Linked DNA regions of Homo sapiens: regions 1, 3 and 4 are each linked to region 2. The links are chromatin loops, found by intact Hi-C in ENCODE. Cell type or tissue: psoas muscle. All regions are shown on one strand. Each heading gives the region's core, and the rest is flanking DNA. Links, peaks and the distances in the headings are about the cores only.

Evidence for each region. Hi-C counts contacts between places; a loop is a spot of excess contacts. Peaks named below come from ENCODE experiments on the same cell type or tissue, not always from the same donor. Only the 100,000 strongest peaks of a DNase experiment are listed, where the experiment ranks them.
Region 1: a loop joins it to region 2, with 5 times the contacts of the local background. A loop is called at or near these places in 9 of 110 quality-filtered maps.
Region 3: it touches region 2 in a loop (3-fold over the local background); 61 of 110 quality-filtered maps call a loop at or near these places.
Region 4: it touches region 2 in a loop (3.0-fold over the local background); 62 of 110 quality-filtered maps call a loop at or near these places.

What each region holds. Positions count from the first base shown.
Region 1 is chr6:27,185,594-27,193,282 of GRCh38, reverse strand. No RefSeq gene overlaps it. Among named protein-coding and RNA genes, the nearest start is that of TRI-AAT5-2, 12 kb to the right of the region's middle. RefSeq lists an enhancer at 4,281-4,846 and a cis regulatory region at 4,055-4,941. In psoas muscle, for the core only: a CTCF peak has its summit at 4,287 (motif pointing left); DNase peaks (open chromatin) are centred at 4,292, 4,532 and 4,802; H3K4me3 peaks cover 1,588 bases; H3K27ac peaks cover 580 bases.
Region 2 is chr6:28,352,004-28,359,692 of GRCh38, reverse strand. ZKSCAN3 (zinc finger with KRAB and SCAN domains 3) reads right to left here. Exons shown (of 6, transcript NM_024493.4): 2 at 1-168. The coding sequence starts at 106. It also overlaps a transcript of ZSCAN31 not described here. Among named protein-coding and RNA genes, the nearest start is that of ZKSCAN3, 5.9 kb to the right of the region's middle. RefSeq lists enhancers at 2,375-3,279, 3,559-3,628, 5,106-5,605. In psoas muscle, for the core only: a CTCF peak has its summit at 3,359 (motif pointing right); DNase peaks (open chromatin) are centred at 3,442, 3,772 and 5,362; H3K4me3 peaks cover 2,102 bases; H3K27ac peaks cover 3,165 bases.
Region 3 is chr6:28,248,564-28,256,252 of GRCh38, reverse strand. ZKSCAN4 (zinc finger with KRAB and SCAN domains 4) reads left to right here and starts at 3,984. Exons shown (of 5, transcript NM_019110.5): 1 at 3,984-4,695; 2 at 6,419-6,566. The coding sequence starts at 4,273. RefSeq lists enhancers at 4,176-4,225, 4,356-4,425. In psoas muscle, for the core only: no CTCF peak of the experiment used is centred there; a DNase peak (open chromatin) is centred at 3,952; H3K4me3 peaks cover 2,576 bases; H3K27ac peaks cover 927 bases.
Region 4 is chr6:28,263,353-28,271,041 of GRCh38, reverse strand. ZSCAN26 (zinc finger and SCAN domain containing 26) reads right to left here and starts at 3,899. Exons shown (of 4, transcript NM_001023560.4): 1 at 3,829-3,899. RefSeq lists enhancers at 3,293-3,857, 4,002-4,061. In psoas muscle, for the core only: no CTCF peak of the experiment used is centred there; a DNase peak (open chromatin) is centred at 3,941; H3K4me3 peaks cover 2,343 bases; H3K27ac peaks cover 1,519 bases.

The DNA of each region.
Region 1 (7,689 bases), core at 1,809-6,808, 1.2 Mb after region 2:
CAACTAACGACGATTGCATAGGAATTATTTTAAATAATTGCAATTCTTTTAAATTAATATTTCTAAATCTTTTGACCATTGTGGAGGTTGTTGACACCTCTTTTTTTTGGGCTTAAACTGTTTCAATTGAACCAAACTCTGTGAATGATCCAGGCTCTATCCAGACAATAAATGATAGGATACTGGTCTTTGATTATGACCTGGAATTTTAACTAGCCAATGTTGTCAGTAGCCTTTTAGGCAACTGATAGCCAGCCCTAGGCAAAGAGGGGGGAACTAATAACCTATGGACACATTTATTAACATTTTTTTCTCTTTTGTGTGAGAGGGCCTATGAGTATCTGTAGGCTTAGGTATCCAAACACTATCATTAACATAAACCTCAACCGGGGGTTCCAACCAAGTGACAGGCCTAATTAAAGATGGAAATGGGACATCTGCCCAATAGGTATAATTTCGGTCTGTTGTAGCCACAGGTTTTTCAGGTGAGGAGTTCACTGCTCTTATTTCAGCTTTGCATCCTAGCATTAGTAAATAACAGAAGACAAACCTGAGTATAATTAGCAACATTTTTTTCCGGTCAAAAAGTGACCTGTAGTGTTACTTGGCATCTTAGTTCACTATATGTTATTAATGAGGAACCCCACTCGGGGTATGTTAATTTATTTTAGCCAAGCAGTTATGTTATTAGAAGCTGAGAAGGGGGTGTTTTTTAAAGTAACAGGGCAGAAGAAAGGCAGATTTAAGATATGAGCTTAATAGAGTGTAGCAGGTATAGGTAGTAGGCAAAATGAGATAATTAAAAACGAATAAATTATTTGGCTTAGTCTTCTGTTTTTTCAGCGTAATGTCTGGGGCCTGTGTTGTTTGTGGAAGTCACATTGTTGAGGCTGCAATTTCTGTAGAGTCTTTTTTAGGCTTGCTTGAATTTTTTTTTCTTCTTTTCATCCTTTGATGAGGACATAGTCTTTAGGCTGATACTAGAAATTTTAGGGGTGGTGCCTGCGCTAAGAGACTTTTTACAATCTTTAAAGAGCAGGTTAGTGTTTTAAGAAAAACTCGTGGGCTGGGCGCAGTGGCTCACACCTGTAATCCCAGCACTTTGGGAGGCCGAGGCGGGCAGATCACGAGGTCAGGAGATCGAGACCATCCTGGCTAACACGGTGAAACCCGTCTCTACTAAAAATACAAAAAAATGTAGTTGGGCATGGTGGCGGGCGCCTGTAGTCCCAGCTACTCTGTCTCAAAAAACAATAAAAATAAAAAAACAGAAAAACTTGTGTTTTATTTTAATGTTTAGTTTATAGAAAAAGTGGATGATACCTTTTTAACTTTAGCAAATGTGTTTACACACATAATTTTTTACAATTATCATTTTAAAACTTGCTTAGACCTTTATTTTTATTTTTTAATTTTTTTTTTTGAGATGGAGTCTCACTCTGTCGCCCAGGCTGGAGTGCAGTGGCACGATCTCGGCTCACTGCAAGCTCCGCCTCCCGGGTTCATGCCATTCTCCTGCCTCAGCCTCCCTAGTAACTGGGACTGCAGGCGCCCGCCACCACGTCTGGCTAATTTTTTTTGTATTTTAATAGAGACGGGGTTTCACCGTGTTAGCCGGGATGGTCTCGATCTCATGACCTCGTGATCCGCCTGCCTCGGCCTCCCAAAGTGCTGGGATTACAGGCGTCAGCCACTGGCGCCCGGCCTGCTTAGACCTTTGAAACAAAAATTATACAACCTTTTTTGCATAAATTTTTTAATAACATTTTTCACGACTTTCACAGACAATTTTTAACATGTCTTAAATTTTTGTTTTATAACTTTTTTTTACTAAAGGTACATTTTTATAACTTTCTTAGTTTTTTTTGTTTGTTTTGAGATGGAGTCTCGCTCTGTCGCCCAGTCTGGAGTGCAGTGGCACGATCTCGGCTCACTGCAACCTCTGCCTCCTGGGTTCACGCCATTCTCCTGGCTCAGCCTCCCAAGTAGATGGGACTACAGGCGCCTGCCACCATGCCTGGCTAATTTTTTGTATTTTTGGTAGAGACGGGGGTTTCACCATGTTAGCCAGGATGATCTCGATCTTCTGACCTCATGATCTGCCCGCCTTGGGCTCCCAAAGTGCTGGTATTACAGGCATGAGCCGCCGCGCCCAGCCGATTTTTTTTCCCTTTTTCCACTTTTTTTTTTTTTTTTTGAGATGGAGTCTTGCTGTGTCGTCCAGGCTGGAGCGCAGTGGCGCGATCTTGGCTCACTGCAAGCTCTGCCTCCCGGGTTCACGCCATTCCCCTGCCTCAGCCTCCTGAGTAGCTGGGACTACAGGCGCCCGCCACCGCGCCCGGCTAATTTTTTGTACTTTTAGTAGAGACGGGGTTTCACCGTGGTCTCGATCTCCTGACCTCGTGATCCACCCACCTCGGCCTCCCAAAGTGCTGGGATTACAGGCGTGAGCCACCGCTCCCGGCCTCTACTTCGTTTTTTTCACAGTCTTTTTTTTTTTTTTTTGCATCTTGTTTTGATTTTTGTCTCTTTTAGTCTTTTTTCTTTACTTTTTTCTTTTATTTTTTTAATGTGTAATAATTAGATGAATGTTGGTAACAATGGATATATGTACATATCTTAGTTTCCAAAATTTAGGGATGTGTTTAACATCTGTTTGCCACAATGGATTAGGTTCTAATCCTCTAGGGTTAACACCTGTTGAAGGAGGGGACGTGCTTGTGAGCTGGTAATCTGGGCATTGTAGGATAATTTGCTTAGCCAGCCTCTGTGTAAGTTGAAATTATTTAGATAAGTTTTTCAATTTTGGTGGGAAAATTGATGTGATTGGGTGACTTGGTCAAGCAGTGATGTCATAACCTGAAGGTCTGCTTGATTATTGCCGTAAGCCAATGGGCCAGGCAGAGAGCTGTGAGCTCGAATGTGTGTAATAAAAATAGGATGTGTATCTTGGTTTAGCAATTGCTGAAGTTGAAGAAAAAGAACACACAGACTGGGCTCCAGAGCGAACTTAAGGCTGTAAAAGTTCTTTAATAATTAAACAGAATAACCTTAGCTTTTTGAATGTTAGTAAATTCAGATCGAGTGATTGGATTATGTGGTCTCCACCAGACTGTCGCTTTTTTTAATGTTTACTAGACCCACCAGTAAAAACAGTCACAGCTCCTTCCAAAGGAGCATCACAAGGAATTTTTGGAAGAACCCATGTAGTTAATTTTAAAAACTGGAAAATTTTATTTTTAGGATAATGATTATCAATACATTCAACAAATTCTGTTAAATTAACTTGCCATGTAACTGAGTTAATAAATGCCTGTTTTACCTGATTTTTATTTATTGGAATTATAATCTTATTGGGCTCAGTGCCACAAAGTTTAACAATTCGTGACGAGCCTGTCCAATTAGAATTGCCATCTGATCTAAATATACTGTGAGTGTTTTTATGGTATTATGTGGCAAAAAAAGACCATTTAACTAAATCATTATTTTGAACAGTAACCCCCATTGGGGAATGTGAAGTAGGGAACACAATGAATTGTAAAGGCGAGTCTGAGTCAATCTTACTGACCTGGGCTTGTTGAATTTTTGTCTTCAATTACTTTTAACTCTTTTATGGCCTCGGTGTTAGTTCTCTGTTACTTTGTAAGTTGGAATTTCCCCTCAATATTGAGAAGAGATTAGACATAGCATAAGTAGGAATTCCTAAGGTGGGCCGAATCCAATTAATATCTCCTAACAATTTTTGAAAATCATTTAAGGTTTTTAAATAATCTTTTTAAATTTGAACCTTTTGAGGCTTAATGGCTGTATCCTGTACTTGCATCCCCAAATACTGAAAAGGAGTGGTTGTTTGAATTTTGTCAGGTGCTATACGCAATTCAGCGTTTGTAATTGCCTTTTGTAAAGATGAATAACATTGAATAGGTTGATCTCTATTTTTTGCTGCACACATCTGGAAATTGATCTCTAACAGGCTGGATAGTTCTGCCTACAAAAGTTTGACAGATTGTGGGACTGTTTAACATACCCCGGAGTAAAACCTTCTAATGATATCTGGCTGCAGGTTCTTTGTTTTTAATGGCAGGGACAGTAAAGGCAAATTTTTCGAAATCTGCCTCTGCTAAAAGAATTGTAAAACAAGGCAGTCTTTTAAATCTATAATAATGAGCAGCCAGTCTTTAAGGAGCATAGTGGGGGATGGGAGCCCAGGTTGTAAGGCTCCCATCGGTTGAATTACAGCGTTGGCCACTCGCAAGTCGGTCAGCATGTGCCATCTACCGGACTTTTTCTTAATTACAACTATTGGGGAATTCTAAGGAGAGAAAGTGGGTGAAATATATCCTTTTTCTAGTAGTTCTTTAACTATTTCATAAAGCGCCCCCAATTTTTCCTTAGGCCACTGTTCGACCCAGACAGGGCGCTGGGTCATCCATTTTAAGGGAAATTGCTCCTTCACTGTAATGAACTGCAGGGCGAACCTGAATTACCCCCTCTCCATAATGAACTGCGGGTCGGGCAATAATGAGCGCGGCCAGCCGAGTCTCGGCAGCGGAGTCTCAGGCTCCCTCCGCCTGCACTCACTCGGCTGAGGAGGAGGTGGCCATTCCGGACATTCCTCTTGAGGAACCCTGAGCTGAATGAGTTTCTGAATAGGTTTAGGAAGACTGGGGGGATTGGCATAAATTACTTCCGGACTCTCCTTTTGGCTAGTACTCGGTAGAGGCGTTTCAGAGTCCTGATTATCAAACTCCTCCTTCTCCTCCTCTGACTCAGCCTCATCATTTGTCTGAAATGGCTCCAGTGCGGCACGCACCAATGACCAAACTGACCAAACAGGCAAACGAATTTCCTTTCCTTCTCTACGTGCTTTTTAAAGGTCCTTTCCAACTCTTTCCCAATCTCTTAATTTCAAAGTTCCCTGTTCAGGGAACCAAGGGCAAAATTGTTCTACAGCATGAAATTAATTCATACGATTTTTTGTACCAACTTTTACGCCATCACGCTTCAACAGCCGCCCTAGCAAGCTCAAATACGTGGTGTACTTACTTTCAGTTTTCCCCATTGTGTCCCTGGCTTTCTCCAAGTGCCCTGCTTACCTGCAGAGCTTAAAAACTTTTTCGTCCTCGGGAGTCCTTCGTCCATCAGCCCTCCGTTTCACACGCTCGAGCATTCCTTCATCAGATTCTTTCGAGCCCCACGTTGGGCACCAGAATGTTGGGGACCAGCCTCAATACCACCCTTAGGGTACCTAAAGTCCGGTGGCGACAAAGGAATGAGAAGAGACAGGTTAAGAGTGTATAAAGAGTGGGGGCCAGGGGGCCAATTGCAAAATGGAGGCTGCAAAAGGCGCCCAGCTCTGGTCTCCACACTATTTATTGAGTACAATCACTTAGATCCAAAAAGCAGACATTTAGGGCGAAATGGTGAAAGGGAGGCAGCGTGTTACAGGCGTAATCTATAGCAATAGCGGTTTAAATGAATCTCCTTTGTGCCCAAACAGCGTATCTTTAACTTATTGGAGAGTAGCTAGTGGGAGCGGGCTTAACTAGGAGCCTGCACGTCTGTCTACATTCCAACGCTTCAAAGGAGTGTCTTTCTTCTTGAACACAGTGTTTATAGATAAGAGAGCAGGTTGCACTCAGAGCATGGGAACATAATGGCGATAAGAAGGCTTTCCTCTTCAGAGGCCTCTTGTGGCTTTCCACAACTTACTCTCCCATATTTTTATTGCCAGTTTATGGCCCCATAAGCCTTTTTCCCAATGTATCTTCAAGAGAATGTCCAGCAACCCAAACAGCTGACACCCTGTTGGGTCAGCAGAGCTCAATCTCTCAGGGTTTGGAAAGCTGCAGGAGGGGCAGTAAAGCACAAAGAGAAGAGAAGGTACCACCGAGAAGTACTGTAGTAAAAAAATAATTTTGGTTTTACCATTCATCTTCCATCAAATTTCTACTAGTCAACAAAGCAAATAAAGACAACTACTATTTCACATGGTAGATGCAGAAACAGAGTTAATGAAGTGTGCTAAAGATAAGAAACATGATCTTGTGTCTATCTTTTTTTGTTTGTTTGTTTGAGATGGAGTCCCGCTCTGTTGCCCAGGCTGGAGTGCAGTGGCGCAATCTCAGCTCACTGCAACCTCGGCTTCCCGAGTTCACACCATTCTCCTCCGTCAGCCTCCCGAGAAGCTGGGACTATAGGTGCGTGCCACCACGCTTGGCTAATTTTGTTTGTATTTTATAGAGACAGGGTTTCACCACGTTGGCCAGGATGGTCTTGATCTCCTGACCTCGTGATCTCCCCGCCGCGGCCTCCCAAAGTACTGGGATTACAGGCGTGAGCCACCGCGCCAGCCAATCTTGTGCCTATCTTTAAATTAAAAACAAAATTTACAAATTACAAAACAAAAATAAGTAAATAGTTGACCTGGCTCATCGAAAGATATGGCTCTCCTTTCTCAAAAACAAAACAAAAAAAGGGAAAAAATGTCCTTCAAGTATGAGATACATACCTGTATATAGACAGAGAGAGAGAGAGTAAATGAGTCAATAACTTCGGATGAATCAAAGGAGTAGAAAAGTATAAAAGAAATGGGAGAATTGTAGGGTCCACAAGACAGCAGGCACGGGGTGACTCCGGGGCTCTGCTGGCTCCTCTATGGGTTTACCACTGCCCACGGGTGGATCAGGCCCTGGCCTGAAAGGAACCCTCGCAAGGGCAGATATTTACCGCCTCCTCCCTATCGTTGGAAACAAGTGCTCATTGTAGCCCAAAGAAACTCACGCTTAGACAGAAAATTCCTCAGCAAGACACCTTTACTTCTGCAGAAGAGTGCTGCTTGCACCTGTTACAATCGCAAGAGCACAACGAACAAAAGCGGGAAGGAGTTTTTAATACTAACGCAGTTCCTGTTTCTATGTTCTTCCCCTGTTGGCTGGGGTTGGACTGCACAATCTAAGCTGATCCTGACTGGCTAAAACTTAAACTTTTCCAAATAGGGTAAACCCACCATTTGTGAAAAGAAGAGGTGGGGCGGGGGGGAGCGGGGGGTAGGATTGATTTACAACTTTTACAACTTATGACCAGAAAGTTGAGTCTTTGAAGAGCAACTTAGTTGTCCCAACCATTTCCCCTCTTCTGTTTTATAGTTCTTCCTCTTCAAATTTCTTCAACAGGATTTGTTTTTTTTTTTTTTGTTCTTCTTGATTATCTAAGAGCAAGAGCTTATCTGAATACAGAGGGGGAAAGGTGAGGGAGGTTTTTGTAAGAGCTGCTTCTATGAGCCTTTGGGTTAACCCACGAATACAAGGTATGATACAGCAGCTCACAAGGATGAGTACATCTGTAACAATCGCAAGGAAGGTAAAGACTGAGGTCATGAGTCCTTTCCATTTTCCAAACCACCTTTCCATCAGGCCCATAAAGGGGTCGTCTATTCCAGAGTTTTCCGCTAATTCACTTGCTAGGGTGGTAAGGCCTTGCAAGGCTTTTGTGATTGTCCCGTCAGGGGCTGTATTATTAGGAATAAAAAAGTACAACACTGGACCCCGATCATGACACAAAGTCTGCCCTTTTCAGCTAACATCATGTCAAGGGCTATTCTAGTTTCCCAGGCCATCTGGCTCGTTGGGTCTAACTGTTCAGCTATTCCTTTTATGGCATCTCTGGTATAATTGACAAATTGCTCCT
Region 2 (7,689 bases), core at 962-5,961:
TGGGAAAACCGGCTTCTTCTTCCTCCACCTTTATGACCAGAAGCTCCATCTGGTCTTCTGTAGACTGGGCATCCAGGGCTGTGCTTTCACTTAATTCTCTAGCCATCCTAGGCCAAGGCAGTACTCAGGCCTCACTCTAGCTTCCAGCGCTATTTCTGCAGAAGATCCCTGAAAGGTGGGAAATCATTATTAACCAGTAAACTTGCAAGTAGTCCCTTCTCTCCTGCCCAGGAGCCCAGAGACATCTCTGGGGAACTGCTGCAGAAATTTCTCCATGTTCAGTGGTTCTGCAGCTTAATCCTCTACACCACCCCAAACCTGAATCCCATAGTAAGGTTCCCAAAGGATGTCCTGGAGTGATCCTGGACACCCCCAAGCCCCTGACTAATCAGGAAAAAAACTGAAATTGGTGAGGATCCAGGGCACTTCCTGGACTCTCTAGGAAGCTCCTCTCAGTGACTTGCTCAGAGTTATCCCATTACCAACCAGGTCTGTGGTTGTCTAAATTCTAAGATGACCCTAATGATTTCCTGCCCTAATCCTCAGGACTTTCAATATGAGATAGCAAGTCCAGACTGACTGGACTGATCCCAAAGAGCTGAATTCTACTGACAACCTCAATGACCTCATAAGTAGATTCCTCTCAGAGCCTCCAGATAATAGCCCAGCCCTACCAACACCTTGGCTTTGGCCTGGGAAGACCCTAATATTGAACTCAGCTGAGCCTGCCTGGCCTTCTGACCTATAGAACTGGAACAAATAAGCTGATTTTTTTTTTTTTTTTTTTTTTTTTCTTATTTGTTTGTTTTGAGACAGAGTCTTGCCCTGTCACCCAGACTGGAGTGCAGTGGCATGATCTCGGCTTGCTGCAACCTCCACCTCCCATGTTCAAAAGATTCTTCTGCCTCAGCCTCCCAAGAAGCTGGGATTATAGGTGTGCACCACCATGCCCAGCTAATTTTTGTATTTTTAGTAGAGCTGGGGTTTCACCATGTTGGCCAGGCTGATCTCGAACTCCTGACCTCAAAAGATCTGCCTCGGCCTCCCAAAGTGCTGGGATTAAACACATGAGCCACTGCGCGCAGCCCAGATTTTGTTTTAAGCTGATAAATTTGAGGTAAATGTTATACAGCAATAGAAAACTAATACAGTTGATTCTATATCTGTGGGTTCTGCATTGAGAGATTCAACCAACCACAGCTGGAAAATATCTGGGAAAAAAAAATAACAAAAACAACAATTAAAAAATACAAATAAAAATACAATATAAAAAGTGTTTACAAAACATTTACATTGTATTTGGTTTATAAGTAATCTAGAGATGATTTAAAGTGTACAAGAGAAGTTGAGCCTGGTGCCGCACTACTGCAGTCCCAGCTACTCAGGAGGAAGAGGCAGGAGGATCACCTGAGCCCAGGAGTTCAAGGATGCAGTAAGCTATGATTGTGCCTCTGTACTCCAGCCTAGGCAACAGTGCAGAGACTCCATCTCTTAAAAAAAACATACAGGAGGATGTGTGTAGGTTATAGGAAAATACTATATGCCATTTTATGTAAGACTTGAGCATCCACAAATTTTGGTATCATTGGGGATCCCGGAATGAATCCCCCACAGATAGTGAAGGATGGCTGTACCAGGTCTTATCTGTGGTCAAGGTACTGTAGTAAGGGGAAGAAGAAAGAAAAGACAGAAGGCCCTGGACCAAAAGAAATAGAACTGAATTAAACCTTGGCTGCCTGCTAGTGAGACCCTCAATTATATCTGAAGTGAGGCTTGCCCAAAAAACTGGCATAACATTCACATTAAAATTCAGCTGAAAGAAGGATTTCTGCAGGCTCTTCGGATCTTTGGGCTGAAGGCCCTTCAGTTTCTCTCAGAAACATCAAGGCAGCCGAAAACATCACCAAGCCCTTCCCCTGGAGAGAGCATAGGCTGCCCCTGGTCTTTGCCACCTCCTCAATCTGCCACTTTCTTTCTTCCCCTTCAAGACTGAACTTCTTGAAAGAAAGTCCTTAGTCCCTGATTCTAGTCCTCACCTCCCACTAAGCCTTCCACACACTGTAGGCTGCAACTGCCAAGACCACTAAGATTTCGCATGCAGAAGGAACCAAAGGTGCTTCCCTCAATTCCCATTTTCCATGGCCTCTTCTCAGGCAACTGGGCTGAGGATACTGTCCACTTCCAAAAACTCACTTGTCCTTACTTCAAGGATCTTGCTTTCTCCTGCTTTCCTCCTTCCTGGTTCTTCTCAGCTCCCATCATAATCTGGTTAAGTGTTCTGAAGCCAGGTTTCCTGAGGTCGTCAAAATCCTGGCTTTACTACCTACTAGCTCTGTGCCTCCCTCTCCTTATCTGTAATAGGGATAGTGATAGCAGATAGGGCCATTGTAAGCATTAAGTAAGTGAGTGTATAAAACTCTTAGAACAGTGCCTGGTGTGTGGTTGTAAGGAACATGGCTGTGCTGCAGCGAAGCAGGCATAGGCCGAGGTAAACATCCTGCATGACTCAGCAGGATTGGAGCGCACGCACACAATTCCGTGCATTATATAATCACAGTTATGTAGCCATAATCTGGGGAGGCTCATCACCTGGCTCTAAGATACTACTGTTTGTGAGGTGTATAAATGTGGCACTGACACTGTGAAAGAGCTGCTGAGTAAAGCCATGTCCCATCTACCTGCTGTCTCTCGAGTGTTCTTCCAGCTCCCTGCCCCCCATCCACCCACTCCCCTTGGACCTCAGCTGGGGCTCTAACCTGACATTTGGCATAGTGAGCAAGATGAGGTGAGTGGGTCTTCAGCCCCCAGGCTCCCGGAGCGGCTATGCAGCCACAGCATGAGCTGTGGCACCCAGTGGCAGCCGTGCTGCAAGGATGGGCTCTGGTGGAAACATGGGCGGCAGTGGACAGGCCCTCCACGAGTGTGGAGAAGGTGCTGAAGCACCTGGAAATGCACAGGACCGAGAAGGAGTGTGCCTTTGCCAACAGAGTCAGATGGGCATTTGTGACTGTGCTGCTGGAAGGGCATGCCCAGTCCCTGCTGGACGCAGTGCAGGGAGGAGGACGAACCTCCATTACAGGCTCACCCAGTGGTCTGCCAGAAAATAGAGCATGAACAGCCACTGGGCCCCAAGGGTGGGCCTAGAGACCCCCTACCATAGTGAAGCACACTTCTTATAGTGCTTGTACCCCCCACTGAGTTGTGGGAGTTAGGCAAGCAGTGCCAGCAGCATTTGGGGGAGACTCCCTGCCTGAATTCTGTCTCTCCGGGACAAAGGAGCTGATCCATTTCCTGCTCCCCCTCTGAGATGGAAAAGCTGGCTTCTTTAATTACAGTGTGGTCTGATGCCGGTGAAATACCAGAAACTGTCAGTAGATGGCAGTTGTATATAGACTTAGTGCAAGTCATTCGGGAAAAGGACATTGCTGGGCAACTAGGTCCCGCCGGAGCGTTCCAGCTCAAAGATTACCTGCTGCAGTCAGGCAGAAATGTAAAGTCTTTCCTGTTTGATTGGGAACTGACCCAGGTGCCAGGCTTGGGGGGACACCGGACAACCAAAGGCAATATGTGGACTCGGCAAGCCACTGGTCCCTAAACCTGAATAAGTTTCCGGGCAGAGCTGCATTTATTGACGGTTATGAAAGCTGGTCAGTGAAAGTGAAACCTGTATCTTTGGACCTCGGCATCGGCCGCTTAGCTCCCTGCTTATGCACTGTGGATGTCTCTCCCATGCCTGAGGACAGGCTGTGGGTGGATGTTTTGCACGGCTTGGCAGCTGTGCCGTCTATCATGGATTTGATAGGCCACTTGACAACAGAACTGGGATGGTGCCACTGTGTGGTGGACTTGGCCAATGCATTCCTCTTAATCGACATTGCTCCAGAGAGCCAGGAACACTTTGCCTTCGTGGGAGGGTGACAATGGACTTTCACAGTATTGCTGCAGGGATATATGCATAGCCCCAACATATGTCATGATCTTATTAATGATGTTATATTAACCTCTGATTCTCTTGCAGATTTAGAAGCAGCAACGCAGCCTCTTGCCTGGAATTGGGATGATGCGGCTGAAACCACCTTCCTGGCAGCCAAACAGGCTATTCAGCAGGCACAAGCCCTATGGGTAGCTGATCGGGGCACCCATTTAAACTTGATGTGCATGTGACCAGATAGTTTTGACTGGGGCTTATGGCATCACACAGAGCTCTTTAGAATGCCAGTAGACTTTTGGTCCCAACTTTGGAAGGGAGCTGAGCTCCAGTATTCCTCGACAGAGAAGCAGTTACTAACTGCATATGCTGCCCTTTAGACTCGTGACAGCCTGGCAGGATGGGCTACAGTCGTCGCGCGCATGACTTACCCAATAGCAGGGTGGGTATGCTCATGGGTAACAACCCACACACTGGGATGGCACAGACATCCACTTTTGTAAAGTGGGGTGCTTAAGCCTACTTGGAACAGCAAAGTATGCTAACTCAAGTCCCTTAGAAGCACAATTACAGGAAGTCTTAGGACCTACAGTCCTAATGCAAGATAAGGTTATGGGACCTGAGGCACCCCTAGATCCTGAGCCTTCACCTTTTAAGGAAGGGCATTCCCGCATTCCCAATGGGGCATGGTACACAGATAGGTCTAGCCAGGGTGCTACTGCTACCTGGACTGCTGTTGCAGCCCAGCCTAGTACCAACACCCTATGGTTTGATACCAGGTGTGGACAAAGTAGCTAATAAACTGAACTCAGGGCAATGTAAATGGTGATCACCAAGAAGGTGACACGTAATCTGCACTGATAGCTGGGCAGTTTATCAAGGCTTAACCTTGTGGCTAACTACCTAGAAGTTACAGAAGTGGCTAGTCACCGACCCATGTAGGGCCAGGCCATGTGGCCAGATCTATGAGAGAAAGGATGACTTCCTCCAACCAGGTATGGGGACAAACAGTAACCTGTTGTTGCCCGCCCCAACACCCTAAAGGTAGGGAAGCAAAAACCCTGGATTAATATATAAAGCAACATTGGGGTAACATCACCATGTAGTGATTGCTCACTATAACCTGAAATTATTGCTCCCTGTATTACTGTGGCCCAAGTGCCCAGAGCTTATGTGTCAGGCTTATGTGTCAAGCCTCTATGTATACATTGGGCCTGTGTGCCCAGAGCCTATGTGTCAGACTTATGTGTCAAGCCTGTGTGTATCAGCCCTGGGTGCCCAAAGTTTATATGTCAGGCCTGTGTGCCAAACCTATATATTGGGCCTGTGTACCCAAAAACCTATGTCTCCCTCGGCCAAGGGGGTGGAGTGTAAGGTAAATGGATGTGCTTTGGTCAAGAATAGGCCGAGGCAGATATGCAGGCCAGCGTGACTCAGCGAGTTTGGAACGCAGGCGCACCACTCCACTTGTTATATAACCTGTTTGTGTAAGCTCATACTTGGCTTACAGCCACTATTGTCTGTAAATGGTATAATTGCCCTGCTGACACTGTACATAGGACTTGTGCCCAGAGAGAGAGAGAAAAACTGCTGACCCTGTAAGAGAGAACTGGCCATCTTGCAGACAGACAGAGGTGAGCCAGGAATTAACAAGCATGCCAAGGAGTACAGCTGTAAGTGTGGGAGCGGCAGGAGCCACAGAGCCGTTTGCTGAGAAGGGCTGCGGTCGGAGGAGGCAGCCGAGACAGAGGCAGACAGTGTGAGAGCTGCAGCAGCTGCTGCTGAATAAAATCATATTTTACCTGCCTACAGCCCCGAGTGTTCTTTCAACTACCTGCCACCCATCCAACAACTCCCCTCGGACCTCAGTATGGGCTGGAACCTGACACTTGGCATGACAGTGGTAAGTACCATATACATGTTGGCTAATAGTATAATTCACTGGTCTTTCTTTTTTTAAATAAGAGTAGGCCTGGTGGTTCTGTTCTTGACCTTTTCTTTTCTCTATCCACAGTCTTCCCCAGAACTATCTTTAATCACTCGCAAGGTTTTAACTTCTATTTCTAGGCTGTAGACTCCTGATCCCTATCCTGAGCTGCCTCCCAGACGGTCCTATATGGAAATCTTGCAAACAAATCCAATTCAATATGCCCCAAATCAAAGTGATTTTCTTGCTTCCTAATCTACTCCTTCCTCAGTATGGTATTATCTAGAAACAACAGCACCAGCCATCAGGTTTCGTCAGAGTCATCACTTTGTAATGGATGATTTCTGTATTTTAGGAGGGAAAAGTAAGATATTCTGAAAGAGAGCCTATCCCAGAAGCCATGAGACCTGGGCCTGATCTAAGAGGGAAGGGAAACCTGAGATTCCTGTGAACCAGCTGGGACTAGATTTTAAACTAGAAGTGAGTGACTGCAAAATTATTTGACTGGACTCGGATGTCAGTAAGTCCCTCTTTACTCAGTGGAATGGAGAGGCTAGAAAATGTAAGGCTGGGCTGGGCGCAGTGGCTCACGCCTGTAATCCCAACACTTTGGGAGGCTGAGGTGGGCACATCATGAGGTCAAGAGATCGAGACCATCCTGGCCAACATGGTGAAACCCCGTCTCTACTAAAAATACAAAAATTAGCTGGGCGTGATGGCATGCGCCTATAGTCTCAGCTACTTGGGAGGCTGAGGCAGGAGAATCGCTTGAACCCGGAAGGCGGAGGTTGCAATGAGCCAAGATCGCACCACTGCACCTGCACTCCAGCCTGGCAACAGAGCAAGACTCTGCCTCAAAAAAAAAAAAAAAAAGAAAAAGAAAAGAAAAGAAATGTAAGGCTGGTAGAGGTTACAAAGGGAAAAACAATTCCAAGTCCGTGTCTTCCTGAACCTCTATTCCTCAGTCCAACTCTCTACAGTTCAAAGGATGGTAGGGAATAGAAGGAAATTAGGAAACTGAGAGAAGCCATTGATTGTCACAAATCAAAAGTACCAGAAAATACTTCCTCCTAATAAGCTGCCACAAGAGATCTGGGGTACTCCTACATGAGCTAATAATACCAAAATAAGTGAGCCTAAATCTAATCTAGTCTTTAGATCCAAATACCAGTGTACAGGTGAAATATAGGAGCAAATTACATTAAAGGCTTTCAAACTTTGTTACATATTAGAATCACTGGGGAGCTTTTAAAACATCCTAATGCCTTGGGTACAATCAAGATCAATCAGCCTGGGTGCAGTGGCTCACACCTGTAATCCCAGCACTTTGGGAGGCTGAGGCAGATTTCCTGGGGTCAGGAGTTCAAGAACAGCCTGGCCCATATGACGAAACCCTGTCTCTACTGAAAATACAAAAATTAGCTGGGTGTGGTGGTACACACCTGTAATCCCAGCTACTTGGGAGGCTGTTGCATGAGAATCACTTGAGCCTGGGAGATGGAGATTGCAATGAAAAAAAAATCAATTAAATCACTCTCTGGGGGTGGGACTTTTAATACATCAATAACTTTTAAAACTTTCTAGGTCATTCTGATGTGCAGCTGAGTTTGAGATCTAATAAGTTAAAGATACTAAAAAGAAGCAATCGACCAAATCCAGAATGTGAGGCATTTTATAAAACAGAAGGTTCAAGTTCCTCAACAAATAAATGGCATTTTTACCAAAAGGAGTGGGAGGGAATGGGAACTGTCATAGATTAGAAGACTGAACAGACTTATCAAATAAATGCAAATGGTGAACCATATTCGGACCCCACTGAAAACAACAACTGTAA
Region 3 (7,689 bases), core at 1,493-6,492, 100 kb after region 2:
TGTCTCTAGACAGATGTTGCCCAGGCTGGTCTTGAACTCCTGGGCTCAAGTGACCCTCTGACCTCAGCCTCAGAAAGTGCTAGCATTACAGGCATAAGCCACCATGCCCAGCTCCCAATTTTTATTTTAAAAACTTTCAAACCTACAGAAAAGTTCAAACACCCATATATCATTTACCTAGATTCACTAGTTGTTACGATTTGGTTTCTTACTCAATTGAAAGAAAATTGCAGACATTATGATGCTTCACCTCTAACTATTTCAGTCATGAATGCATAAAAAGGACATTTTCCTTCATAATCACAATATCATCCTATGCCCTGTCTGAAGTCTCCTTAATCCTATTCTGAGAGTAGTCCCATTAGTTTTCTAATGAAGGATTCTAACTCAAGGTCATCAGGCACCCCTTTCCCTTATCCAACTACCCCCAGCCTTTACCCCCCAGGGCCCAAAAAAGTAAGCCCAACCAGGACCACCAGGAGTAGGGCCCCATATAAGCCCCTAAAGTCAAACCTATGTCCATTGCAGGAGGTAGCTGATGGAAATGGAGGAACACTTAGAGTACATGGGGCATTGTCTATCTCTAATTTGGCTTTATACAAGGAAAAATTTGGCCAGTTTTCAGAGAATCAAAAAAAAAGGCTTATACATTTTACCATATTCTTTAACTTGTCATGACTTGCAAGTATTGTCATTTGCTTGCTGTGCCATGAAAAGAAAAAAGGTAAGGAAAAATTGTGTGGTTAAGCCAGTCATTTATGACAAGGTTAAAGAAATAACTCAGGGAAAATGAGAAAATCCCACTCTATTTCAGGGTCATTTTGGTGAAACACTCAGGACATATACTAATGCAGACTCAGACTCCCAAAAAGGACAAGCTCTCCTAGGTATGCATTTTATTACTCAATCTGCCCCTTATCCTAGGAGAAAGCTATAAAAAGCAGCAATAGGACCTCAAACCCCTATGAGCCATTTAAATATGGCCTTTAAAGTTTACAACAATAGGGACAGGGCAAAAGAGATTTAACAATAGCCAAAAAGTGCAATTATTAGCAAATGCTTTAAGTCCCCTGACCCCTGAGGGTTACCCATCCTGAAATAGTGTCACAAGATGGGTGTCTGGAATGCCCAGAGAAGAGCCCCTGACTTGCCAGCCCAAATGTATAGGTTATTTACTAGCCAAACAAGATGGAGTCTGTGCAATTATTAATAAAACCTGCTGCACATGTAGTAACAACTCTGAACAGGTTGAATTTAACATTCACAAGATCTATAAGCAAGATACCGGGTTACATATCTATAATCAGGGCACTGAACCCAACTATATCTGGTCAATTATCAGAAGTGCCATACAAAGTCTCACCTAGTTTTTATCTCTCCTAGGACCTTTAATAGCCATCTTGTTATTACTAATCTTTGGCCCTTGCTTGTTTAACGTCTTTATAAAATCTGTGTCTTCTAAATTACAACAGTTCCAGATAAAGAAAATGCCGTCGCAGGGCTTCCAACCCATCCCATCTACTGACCCAGAAAATAAAAGCATCCCGCCTTTAGATATGGTATCCAGAGATTTTTACTCTTCCAGTGCTAGGCAGGGCCTATGCCCATAAACTAAGCAGGAAGCAGTTACAGAAGATGGACCACTGCCCTTCTGCAGCCTGCTTAAAATTAAGAAGGCATATCTAATCCCTGAGGGAGGAATGAGGTAGGAGGCAGAATTCAACTCCAGAAGTGGGGCTCCAACACCTGACCAAATTGAGGACTAGCTAAAAGAGGGAAGAGGCAGTATCACCTCTCCACCAGACATACCCACCAGTGTGCAATGTCAGTTACCATTGCCATGGCAACACAGGGAAGTTGCCACCCCTTTCCATGGCCATGACCAAGTGACTCAGAAGGTAATACCCCTTTTCTAGAAATTTCTGCATAATCTGGTGCTTAATTTGCATATAATTAAATGTAGGTATAAATGTGACTGCAGAACTGCTTTTGAGCTGCTAGTCTGAGCACACTGCCTAGGGGGTAGCCCTGCTCTGTAAGGAGCAGTACCTCTGCTGCTGCTGTACACTGACACTTCAATAAAAGTTGCTGCCTAATACCACTGGCTTGCCCTTGAACTCTTCCCTGGGCGAAGCAAAGCATCCTTTTGAGCTAAGCCCTAATTTTGGGGCTCACTTGTCCTGCATCATTCTGTTCTATAGAATGTCCCACATGTTGGATTTGGCTGATTGATTTTTTAAAGTGTCATTTAATTCCTTAACTCTCAAACTCACCTGCATGTTGGAATCACCTAGGAAAGTTGGCCAGGCGTGGTGGCTCACACCTGTAATCCCAGCACTTTGGGAGGCTGAGGTGGGCAGATCACTTGAGGCCAGGAGTTTGAGACCAGCATGGTGACGCATGTCTGTAATCCCAGCTACTCGGGTGGCTGAGGCACTAGAATCACTTGAACCCAGGAAGTGGAGGTTTCAGTGAGCCAAGATTGCGCCACTGCACTCCAGCCCTGGGTGACACAGCAAGACTCTGTCGCAAAACAAACAAAAACAACCAAAAAATGTTATTAATGCCTGAGTCCCATCCTGTGACATTCTGATTTAATTGATCTTGGTTGCAGCCTAGGTATCAGGATGTTTTAAAAGCTCCCCAGTGATTCTGTGTGACACAGAGTGTGAAAACTGCTAACTTAACTTATTTCTGTAAATATTTGGATCTAGAAAAGTACTTAGATTCAAGTTCACTTATAAGGATACTTCATGGGCAGTGCCCCCTACCTTCTGTGGTAGCTCATCAAGAGAAAGATATTTTGTAGTATTTTTCATTTGCAACAGTCTTTGGGACTTCTCATTTTCTTAAGTTATGTTATTTCTTAATCCTTGGAATGTAGAGGCATAGGCAAAGAAAGAAAAACTCAAGAAAGTACTGACATGATATTTTTTCCCCTCATAAACTACTGAACTTGCATTTTGTAGCTTCTCCATTCCACTGGGCAGAAAGGGGCTTACTGAAGTGTCCAGTCAAATAACTTACAGTCAATTATGGCTTAAAATCGAGTCCCATCTAGTTCAAAGAATTCTCAGGGCTTTCTTCTATTATAGGATAGGCCTAGTTTATCACATGCCAGGCACTGTTCTAAGCACTTTACACAAGAGTGCTCACAACATTATCTAATCCCTAGTAATGCCTACAACATCCCTATCTACTATTACTTTCCCTATTTACAGATTGGAAAAGTCGGGCACAGGGAGGGTAAGCCAGGATTACACAGGTAACCTGGCTACCTGCGTATCTAGCCACTGTGCTTGACTGTGATTGGGGGCTGGGAAGAAACAGGAAGGAAGAAAGCAGAAGAGAATGGGGTCCCTGAAGCCAGAGACTAGAGAGTTTCTGGAGGTGGAGAGCAGCATAAGCCTGATTGCCAGAGAAGCAGCCATGGAATGTGCAAAGTGGTGAGTGGGGGAGTGGGACAGTGTGTTGAGGATTAGTGGGAGGTGAGGGCTACAGTCAGGGTCGGGAGGAGTAGTCTGGCCTTAAGGAGGAGGAAAAAAAGTGACAGATTAAGGGGGTGAGTGGGGAAGGACCAAGGGCAGCCACTGCTCGCTCCAGGCAAGTGCCTGGTGATGTGTTCTGCTGCTTTGATGTTTCTGAGAGAGACTAAAGGTCCCCCTGCCAGGGTTCTTGGGGCTCTGGGGAACCCCTGCTTTCCAGCTCAATTTTAGTGTCAATTTTATGCCAGCTGCTTAAGCAAGCTTTACATAGGAAAGAAATATGAGCCGCAGCGGCATCCTTCCAGGATTTAAAGGCTCAGTCCTATTTCTTATGATCCAAGGTCTGTCATCCTTTCCTTCTCTATCCCTTAACTGCCTTCCCTTGCGTGGAGGTAAGGACAGGGTAGCTAATGGGTTAATTCGGAGACAACCACCGAGAGAAGCTTCCTAGAGCGCCCAGGAAGTGGCCTTAGTTCCCATCGAGACTTCCTGTGCCCCAGCCTCAACTTCCCTCCTATGTCTGGAGAGTGATCACTTTCACTCCCAAAGACATCCTTTGGTGATACTTACTGTGGGATTCAGAGTGGGGTGCAGAGGACGACCCTGCAAAGGCACGGACTATAAGAGAGATCTGTGCAGCTGCGCCTCAGGGGGTGTCCTGGGCCCCTGGGCATGACAGGAGGGGGACCACTTGCAGTTCTACTGGAAAATTTACCACCCTTCCAGAATCCTCTGAAGATATACAGGTCGCAACTAGAGTGAGACCCGAGTACTGCCTTGGGTCAGAATGGCTAGAGAACCGAGAAAAAACGCAGCCCTGGACGCCCAGTCTGCAGAAGACCAGACGGGGCTCCTGACCGTGAAGGTGGAGAAGGAGGAAGCCTCCGCCTTGACGGCGGAGGTGAGAGCACCCTGCAGCCCTGCTCGGGGCCCCGAACGCTCCCGCCAGCGCTTCCGAGGCTTCCGCTACCCGGAGGCTGCGGGCCCCCGCGAGGCGTTGAGCCGGCTCCGAGAACTCTGCGGACAATGGCTGCAGCCTGAGATGCACAGCAAGGAGCAGATCCTGGAGCTGCTGGTGCTGGAGCAGTTCCTGACCATCCTGCCGGGGAATCTGCAGAGCTGGGTGCGGGAGCAGCATCCAGAGAGCGGGGAGGAGGTGGTGGTGCTATTGGAGTATTTGGAGAGGCAGCTGGATGAGCCGGCGCCGCAGGTAGAAAGAACAGGTTTAGTATCTGAGCGCTGTGGTCTGTTTCCTCCTGAAATCCCAGATCGGAGCGAGGGGCATTCCTTTAAGGTCCAGGAGTTCTTCATCTCTTTTTGTACTGTGAACCTCCTTGGCAGTAAGGTGAAGTCCCTGGACTCCTTCTCAGAATTATATTTTTAAATATATAAAGAAACTATAAAGGATTACAAAAGAACACAACTATATTGACATACAGTTAGCAAAGAATTAAATTTGTATTAAAGTCATATATGTGGATTTTTATTACTGCACTAAATAATAAGACCTAGGGACAGGGCTTATAATTGGCAATTTCAAAATGGCGATAAGCATCTATTTGCCTGGTTGTAATGTGGTGTGAAAACGTGCAGGTTTTGTTGGTGACAAAGTCCTGGGTACTGCTTATGCTACCTTGATTTGTTGCTTCCATTCATAATTGAAGGAAATGTTAACTCTCTCTTAAAGACCAGTAAAAATAAGATTAGTTTTTGTCCTTTCTAAGTTCATGGACCACTTGGGAGAAAGTCCATGGACCACTGGTTATGAACCTCTGGTAGAAAGTGGGCCTATTTTTACCTCCATGTTCTTCCCTGTTTTATGAGGGACTGTTTCCTCTTTGCATCGTCCTGTGTCCCTGTGCACACAACTTCAGAGGACCTGTGTGGCCAAATCTTCTAACTGGTGAGCTGGATACCAAGGTTCTTGACTTAGGTCTATTGCACGCAAGCCCTGTAGCAGTGGGAAGTCATTGCAAATCTCTTAGCTTCATTCTTCATAAAATATGTGGGAAATTCTGAGCTGCACGTGAGACAGTAACTTGAAAACTGTAATTTAACTATCAATGTCTGGAAGGAAACCTGCTTTTAATGAGGACATAACTATGTGCCAGGCCCTGTGTTAGGTGATGTCACATACTGTGATCTTATTTACTGGTCTCCAAAACCTCATAAAGTAGAAATTATTATCCTCATTTTTCAGATTAGAAAATATATTAGTATTGAGAATTTAGCACCAGTGTCCAAAGGGTTTTCGTAAACACACAGATGTATATAATGAGGGAGCCTAGAGTAATGGTAAGAACACGGGATCTGGAGTCATTCTGTCTGAGCTCCCATCCTAGCATTTCCACTTATTAGCTGGGTGACATGGGCAAGCTGCTTAAACACTGTCCACCCTTGGCTGGGTGCAGTGGCTCACGCCTGTAATCCCAGCACTTTGGGAGGCTGAGGTGGGCGGATCACCTGAGGTCGGGAGTTCGAGACCAGCCTGACCAACATGGAGAAACCCGGTCTCTACTAAAAGTACAAAACATTAGCCGGGCGTGGTGGCACATGGCTGTAATCCCAGCTACTAGGGAGGCTGAGGCAGGAGAATTGCTTGAACCCCGGAGGCGGAAGTTGCGGTGAGGTGAGATCATGCCATTGCATTCCAGCCTGAGCAACAAGAGTGAAATTCCGTCTCAAAAAAAAAAAAACAAAAAAACCAACAACAACAAAAAAAATGCTGTCCACTCAGGAGAGAGGATCCGGGCCACATCTCCGTTTTCAGCAACTTATCATAAAAATCCAAAATAATAGCTCACAGGGTTGTTATCTATATTAATTGTGTTAATATCATAAGGCTTGTAGAAACAGTGCCTAGAAAATAGAAATCACTTGCACATGGAAAACATAGAAATGTTGGGTAGATAACTAAAAATCGTGACTTCTAGGTTCCCGTTGGTGACCAGGGGCAAGAACTGCTCTGTTGCAAGATGGCACTATTGACACAAACTCAAGGGTCTCAAAGTAGCCAGTGCCAGCCAATGAAGGCTCTGTTCAAGCATGAATCTCTGGGATCCCAGCCCTTACACGATAGAGGTGAGTATTCTCTTCTGGGTTGTATGAATTCTATAGACTTCATCCAATTTCATTTAAGGATCACCTAAAAGATCCATTTACAGTTACTTTATATACTCATCACAGAGAGCTGTATTTTAAGACTGAGACTAAGAGAAATTTCAAACAATGGTGAAAAACTTTCCTAACCAAACTAGGACATAGTAAATCTGATTTTATTAAAATTGATGTCTAGAAAGAATCGGTTTTTTAAACAACATGGTGATCTCCATTCATTAGATATATTTAGGGAGCCTTCATCTATGGTAGCCAGTGTTGTAGGCACTGGGGAGAGAGCCACCAATAAGACAGAATTCTTGCTTTGATGGAGCTTACATTCTAGCAGGGAGGATAGAAAATAAATTAATAATATAATTTTAGATATTGTTAAGTGCTATGAAGAAAATAAGGCAGAATTTGTAAAGCCAGCCAGAACATTCCAGAGATAGTAGGACTGCTGCAAATAGAAGAGTGTAAATCTAAACCCTGTAAAGCCTGTGACTAGAAGAGTGAAAATCACTTAATAGGAAGCAGCTGTGTGTTCCATGCTGTTCCTCATCTGCTGTGAACATCTGGGCCGATTCCTAAGACATACAACACTTGGACATGCCATCCAACATGCAATCTTTATTTCTCAGCAGAGTTTCTGGCCTAAACCAACTTATTTTCTGCCCCTTGCAAATTGACTTATTGTAGGGAAACCTAAGGTTTCTTCTGCTTCTGAGTCTGAGCAAGTTCTATTTAAGCAGTCTTCCAGTCTTCCATTGCCTCCTTTCTGGACCCAGCCTTATTTGACTCCTCCTAGTTTTTCTTTTTCTTTTTTCTTTTTTTTTTTTTTTTTTGAGATGGGGGTCTCACTCTGTTATCCAGGCTGGAGTGCAGTGGTGAGACCTTGTCTCACTGCAACCTGTCTCCCAGGCTCAAGCAATCCTCCCACCTCAGCCTCCTGAGTAGCTGGGAGCACAGGCCCATGCCACTACACCTGCTAATTTTTTGTAATTTTGGTTCAGACAGGTTTCTCCAGGTTGCCCAGGATGGTCTCGAATTCCGGAACTCAGGCAACCCACCTGTCTCAGCCTCCCAAAGTGCTGCGATTACAGGGATG
Region 4 (7,689 bases), core at 1,136-6,135, 89 kb after region 2:
GGGCAAGTAACTTATCCTTTTGGACTTAGTTTACTCATTTGTAAAATGAAGATAATACCTAATTCACAGAAGTTTTGAGGTAAATGAGATAATTCTAAAGAACAGAAGGAATTCACTGATTTATAAGGGAAATGATATGAGCACAGTGTTCAAGAGTGTGAAATGCTATAAGATGGTGAATTAATCTAAGACCTGGCATAGACACTTGATTCAAAAACAAAGATGTCATTAGTGACCTCTGTGAAGGTAATTTTGGTAGTGAGAATAGCTAGCCTGCCATAGGAAATGAGAAAATGGAGAGTGAGCATAAATGACAAATTTCAAAAAAGTAATACATTGAATGGAACAAGAAAGATAGGGCAGAAACTAGAAAGGGCTAATGTAGAGTATAAGTATTTTTGTGACTTCAATTACTGTCCTTATGCTGATGATTTCCTTATTCTTCAGGTCAGATATCTCAAGTGTCAGACCTGAATTTCCTTCTGCCTATTTGGGACCAGGATACCCTACAGAAGCCTCTCAAATCCAACATGTCAAAAATGAACTCAGACAATTCCCTACCATCCTTTGGGGCAGGCCCTTGGTATGTGGGGATTTAGCATTCTTGATTTTGACTATGCTTGAGTATCCCTATAGATCAGTGAAACACCATCTGTCAGCTGCTGACACATGCCTTTGAATCAATGTGCATGCGGTAAGTGGGAGAACGGGAGAAGGCTCACTTAATCAGTGGCTTAGCCTCCAAACAGTTTGCTGTTATATATTCCTGAATGTGTATATAGTTAACATTTCCCAGCTGATAATTATTTTTCTTAGTCAAAATGAACTTAAACTTTAAAAAGCCAATTCCTAGTATTCTTAATATAAGTAAAAAAGTCCAAGAAAGTGATGATTATCAGTGAAACCCCGTGTCTACTAAAAATACAAAAAATGAGCCGGGTGTGGTGGCACACGCCTGTAGTCCTAGCTACTCGGGAGGCTAAGGCAGGAGAATCACTTGAACCCAGGAGGTGGAGGTTGCAGTGAGCTGAGATCACACCACTGCACTCCAGCCTGGGCGACAGAGTGAGACTCTGTCTCAAAAAAAGTGATGATTATTAGCCAGAAAATAAAAGATTGGTATTGTAATGGTTAATTTTATGTGTCAACTTAACTGGCCACAGGGTGCTCAGATATTTGGTCAAACATTATTCTGGATGTTTCTGTGAGGGTGTTTTTGGAATGAGATTAACATTTAAATTGGTAGACTGTTGACTAAAACAGACTGCCCTCCATAATGTTGGTGGGCCTCATCCAAGCAGTTAAAAGTCTGACTAGAACAAAAAGGCTGACTCATCCCTGAGTAAGAGAATTCTTCCTGTCTAAAATGCTTCAAACTGAATCATCAGCTTTTTTCTTGCCATCAGACTTGGAACTAAAACAGCTCTTACTGAATCTCAAGCCTATGGCCTTCAGACAGGAACTACACCATCAGCTCTCCTGGTTCTCAGGCCTTTGGGCTTGAGCTGGAACTAAACCATTTGCTCTCCTGGGTCTCCAGCCTGAAAACTCACTCTGAAGATACTGAGACTTGCCAGCCTCCATAATGACCTATGCTAATTCCCTATAGTAAATCTCTTTCTAGATCTCTACCTATCTTTACCGATATAGATACCCTAGTTATACAAATAATGACACAAATACAGGCATATGTATATATATACATAATTCGTATTATTGTTTAGGTATATATACCTGTATTCGTATTTTTTATATATACCTGTATTCATATTATTATATCTATAGAGATATCTATACCCATATCAGTATATATCTATGCCACATACATATATATATACTGGTATCTATATCAGTATTGGTATATAAATAAACATGTGGTATGATGTTGATATGTATATATAGGGTATGATGTGTTTTTTTTTTTTCTTTGAAATGGAGTCTGCCTCTGTTGCCCAGGCTGGAGTACAGCAGCGCAATCTTGGCTTACTGCAACCTCCGCCTCCCGGGTTCAAGTGATTCTCCTCCCTCAGCCTCCCGAATAGCTGGGATTACAAATGCCTGCCATGACACCCAGCTAATTTTTGTAATTTTAGCAGAGACAGTGTTTCACCATGTTGGCCAAGCTGGTCTCGAATTCCTGACCTCAAGTGATCCACCGTCCTCAGCCTCCCGAAGTGCTGGGATTACAGGCATGAGCCACCGTGCCTGGCTGGGTATGAGGCTGAATTAGTGGTGAGTTCATTTCTATAATGTGATTAAATATATCAAACACAATATATAATAAATAATTTGATAAACTGTTTTGGGAGGAGCTCCATCTACCCAGCTATTTGAGCCAGAAAACTGACCATTCCTTCCTCCTTTCATATCTCATGTATCTGATCAATCAAGTTCTATTGATTCTATTGCTTAAATATCTCTCAAATCAATCCACTTCTCATCCCCTTTGCCATTGTCTTCTCCTACCTAGACCACTGTGACAAACAGACTGGTCTGAGACACCAATCTATTTTCCACACGCAAACAGTGATCATTCTAAGGAGGATATGAAATATTATTATGTCCCTGCTATGCCTGTTACATATAATGGCTGATTATTACCCTTAGGATCAAGTTCAAAACATTTAATATGGTTTACATTGTTTTTTGATCTAATAAAGTACTTTATTTCATCAAATTTGCAATACTCCTTCTTGCTCCTTGGCCCTTCCACAGCTTATTCCTTCTGCTTGGACCACCCTCCAACCCTCCAATTTTCTTCTTGTTAATGCCCACTCACACTTCATGTCTCAGCATAATAAAACAATGAGCCAGGACAACTATACTACATGTTTCACATATATTAATTATTTAACCCTCACACAACCCTATAAAGAAGACACTATTCCTAATTTCTTCGTGCAGAGAAGGAAATTGAGACGGGGAGAGTTGAAGAACTTACACGAGGTACCAAAGCTAAACCTCAGATCTTTTCTCCAGTATCTCTTGCACCCACAGGCCCAAAACCTTGGATTTATATTTGCCTTCTTACTGTCACACCCTACATCTGACCCAGTAGCAAATATTATTGTCTCTATTTTCAAAGCAGATCATAATCTGATCACTGGCTCAAGATATCCTTATCTCCCACCTGAATTACTTGGAATTTTAAAAAATTACTCTTAACTTTTAAGTTTTCTTGATTCCATTCTTGCCCACTTACAATCTATTATCATCATGAGTCTCCAAGTAAAGAAGCTTTAAAACATAAGTCAGATCATGTTTTCTTCTGCTCAAAATCCTCCAAAAACACACACCAAAAAAAGACAAAATTCCTTACACGATACAGTTCTCATTTCCTCTACACTCTTCCTCTCCATACCCCAATCTCTCTGACATCATTCCCTACAAAGGTCGCCTTTGTTCACTGCTCCAACCGCTCTGGTCTCCCCGTTATTCCTCAAATATGCCAAGCAAGCTCCTGCTTTAAGACCTTTGCACTTGCTATTCCCTCTACCTAGAAAGTTCCTGACCGCAAAAGCCACTTAGGTCTTTCCACCCACCTCCTTCAGATTTCTGCTCAAATATTACCTTCTCGGTGGCGCCTACCTTTAATATCTACTTAAAATTGCGCTGAATGGATGAAAAATATGCAGCAGAAGGTTGTACTCTGTTTACCAGATCCACAGCTTCATCACTCTCATAGGCCCCAGGGCCGACACCTCCGCTACGGACCCCGCCCCCTCGGTCGAGGGAAGATTCTCTGCACCCGCCGGGAAGCAGCTGCTCCCTAGGCCCCTAGGCCGCAGTTCCGCCCCAGCCCGGGGCCCAGCTCCAGGGTCCGCTCACCTGGTCAAGGGGCCTCAGAGGACCCAAACGCTCTGAAACAGCGTCTTAGCTCATCGCCGAGTGTCAGCTCTAGCTCTTCGGAGCGCTTTCTTCTCCGCTCTAGGAACGCTGGAGGACCTTGGCTCGATGGTGCTGCCGCTTAGGCATCGCAGAAGGAGACTAACATGGGTGCTGCCTGCTGAGGACGGCTGGGAGGGTCATTTCGTTGTGAGCTAAGATTGTTGGGGTTTTTTTTTTGTTTCTGTTTTTGTTTTTGTTTTCTCATTTTAAAGTGGATGTTTATTTTATTCATGTAAAAACAGGCCAGCTCCGTTGAGTGTTATCACAAACAGCCAACATTTTCACTTTGCTCACATAAATAAAACACACATACTTCGCCATTTTTCGCAATTTAGAAATTCATCAAACACAATGGCAAAAATAATTGTCAAAGTATTTCGAAAATTAAACTAAACAATGGACATACGTTTGGATTGAAAGGTTTAAGGTAAGAAGAAATTAGGGCTATTACTGTGAGAGAAAATAAATCAACAACACTTTGCAATCAATGTAAGTTTCAGGGGGAATAAAAGCAACAGATATCACTTTATCAAAATAAATTCTACAACAGAGAACAGAAATAGTCTCTCTTGCCCACAGTATCACAAACTGGGTTTTTATAGTTTTTGAATAAGATAAACTCTTTGAATGCTTATACATTGCTAGTGGGAATGTAAATTAGTTCTGCCACTGTGGAAAGCAATTTGGAAATTTCTTAAGGAACTTAAAACAGAGCTCTCATTTGACCCAGCAATTCCATTATTGGGTATATACCCAGAGGAATATACTGTTCTACCATAAAGACCATGCATGTGTATGTTCATCACAGCACTTTTCACAATAGCAGAAACATGGAATCAACCTAGATGCCCATCAGTGGTGGACTGGAAAAAGAAAATGTGGTACATAACACCATGGAATATCATGCAGCTAAAAGAATGAGATCATGTCCTTTGCAGCAACATGGATGCAGCTGGAGGCCATTTATCCTAAGCCAATTAACACAGGAACAGAAAACCAAATACTGCATGTTCTTACTTATAAGTGGGTGCTAAACATTCAGTAAACATGAACACAAATGGGAACAACAGACACAAGGACTTCTTGAGGGTGGAGGGTGAGAGGAAGGTGAAGATTGAAAAGTTACCTATAAGGTACTATGCTACCACTTTGGTGACAAAATCATTTGTACACCAAACCCCAGCAGTATGCACTTTATTCATGTAACATACCTGCACATGTACCCACTGAACCTAAAACAAAAGTTGGAAGAAAGAAAAAAAAACCTTTAAAAAATCTGAACAAACTTTTGTGTTTAACTGATCAGTTGACAGAAGCTTTGAAATATCATTAAATATACAAAACATTGTACTGACGTGTAATTTATTCAGTGTTTCAAGCATTGAAATTATCATAACAGAAAAAAAACAACCAGTTTCATTATCACAAGCAGTTATCTTTTCTTCTTAAGTGTCTGAATGTATCTTTGAAAGCATATTTTTAAAGTAAAAATTAAATATGTTTACTTTAAAACTTTTCATAAGGCCAACAAATCTAGTCAATATGTGTTACTAATTAGAAGTCAATATTCTTTCTTGAGAGGAAAACTCATATATCTTATTTTTTAATATCTAGAAAAGGACCTTTTCAAAAATTATATAAGGGATAAACATAAAGAAAATTTAATTTAAATAGAAAGTAAATACTATATCCTATTTACTCCCCCTCTAAAATTCCCTACTATGACTAGTTTCTTAAATCTGTCACTTTTATTGTCAAGGCTGAGATTATTGCCATTGCACTGGATATCCCATGAAAATCAAAACCTTTAAAGTAGCTAGACAAAGAAGAGTTTTTTTAAATTTTCAAGGTGTGCATTTTTCATTTAAACAGTCTGTTTGTACCTTTTGGGAGGGGTAGGGGTAGATAAGGTGAGAATAACTCAAAACACTGTTATCACCAGGAGAGACAAAATACTAAAATACAAATCAATTTTCAAACTTGAGGTTTTCATTTTCCAGGATTATCCTTATTTTTGTAAACTATAGTGATCATGTTTCTGCCAGGTCCATTCATACGATATTCAAGATAAGAACTTTCTTTTCCATATTATCAGTAGAGATGCTATCGCATTATGAGTCATGTCACCATGCTCCAGCATAAGATTTACAGTTCTTATCTTCTGGTAATGATGCTTCCTGCTCTTCTCTCTGCTTCTTATACGTATACAGCAAGGTCTCATTCATTACTCTGAGTTTTAAAATAAGTTATTTGTCCAGTGATCGTTCTAAACAATCAAAGCCTACAAATGAATCTAACAAATTTATAGCTTAATATTAGGAACCTATAACTTTAAGTCACCCATATTAGGCTGATAAAGAAAAATCATATAATCTCCACAAATGCTACAATGTCATTTCATAAAACTCAACATATATTTCTGACTAAAAGCAGAAACTCCTAATAAAAAATAAATAGATGGATGATTCCTTTATAAGGCAAAAATAAATACATCTCAAATATACCAAAAACCTCCCTTATATTTGATGGTGAAATCTTAGACATATCCCCCATAAATTCAGATTAAAGTCTAGCTGAATTCGTTAGGCTAAGAATAAAAAGAGCAATTTTGCTAAATGTATGATTTCTTACTCCCTAAATTGCTGGTGGCTAAGGTTAAGAAACACCTTCCCTTGTGCTACAGAACTTTAAAACAAACAAACATGAAATACACATTAGACCCCTTATGCCAGTGGGAGATTTTTATATTTTGTGAAACACTACTTTTGATAATTCCACAAAGTCATATAATGATGGTCTGTGAGAACATTAATGCTATTTCATAAAATGTATCAATTGTAAATCAGCACAGCCTCACTAGTTTGCTTTCTTAGGCTGTTTCTCAGCACTGAATAAAACTCAGTGTAACTCTAGTGGCTAAGACAAGTTATTTGATCTGTTCAACTTCCTGCTTGAGCAGAGTGAAATAATAAAGTGATTCTGATGGTTTCTTGAAATGTAAACGTAATACAAAATTTTCGTTATACTGTTTTTCTTCTATTTCACAATCCATAGCTACATACTCTGGGCAAAACTACTTCAAAGGAAAAGTTGTAACCCTTTTTATTAGCTCCCCTGAGACAACAGTGATCTGCAGTCATATTCCAACTCTTGAAATCTCTTTTAAGGCAGATTTATTGGCCAAGTCCCTCTCTAATAGCAACATTAAATGGCAAGTTAAGCATAACTACAGCAAAAAAGCTATCATGAGTATTCCACTGTAGGCATTAGACATACTATTTGTTGCATGGTGTGTATTTTATCTTTCTGGGAAAGAAGCTCACCGATCTTACCTTGGCTTACTTAGAAGTCAGTTTCTCAGCTGCATCTTCTTCCAAGCGAGAAAGATAAAGATATTTGTTTGGCCACTGTTAGAAAACCTTTTTAGGCTTTAACGGGCATTACAGTCAAGTGTCTCTCAGAAAAACAAGTCAAAGGTAAATAACACGGAGATATATTTGCAAGATATTTGATAAAGATCTAATTTATTAAAGAGTTTTTATGACCAGTTAAGAAAAAAGACCAACAACGCTATAGAAGAGTGGACAAAGGTTATCAGAGGAGCAGTTCACATACACACAAAAGAATTTCAAAAGACTCGTAAATACATCTATGAAAGGATGCTCTATCTTACTTTTAATAATAAATACAAATAAAATGCCATTTTCACCTTAGATTGGGAAAGATCAAAAGGTTTGAAAATACAATATTGGTGATGATGTTGGTGAGTGTGTAAACATAGAAGGTGGTGTTGCAATATCT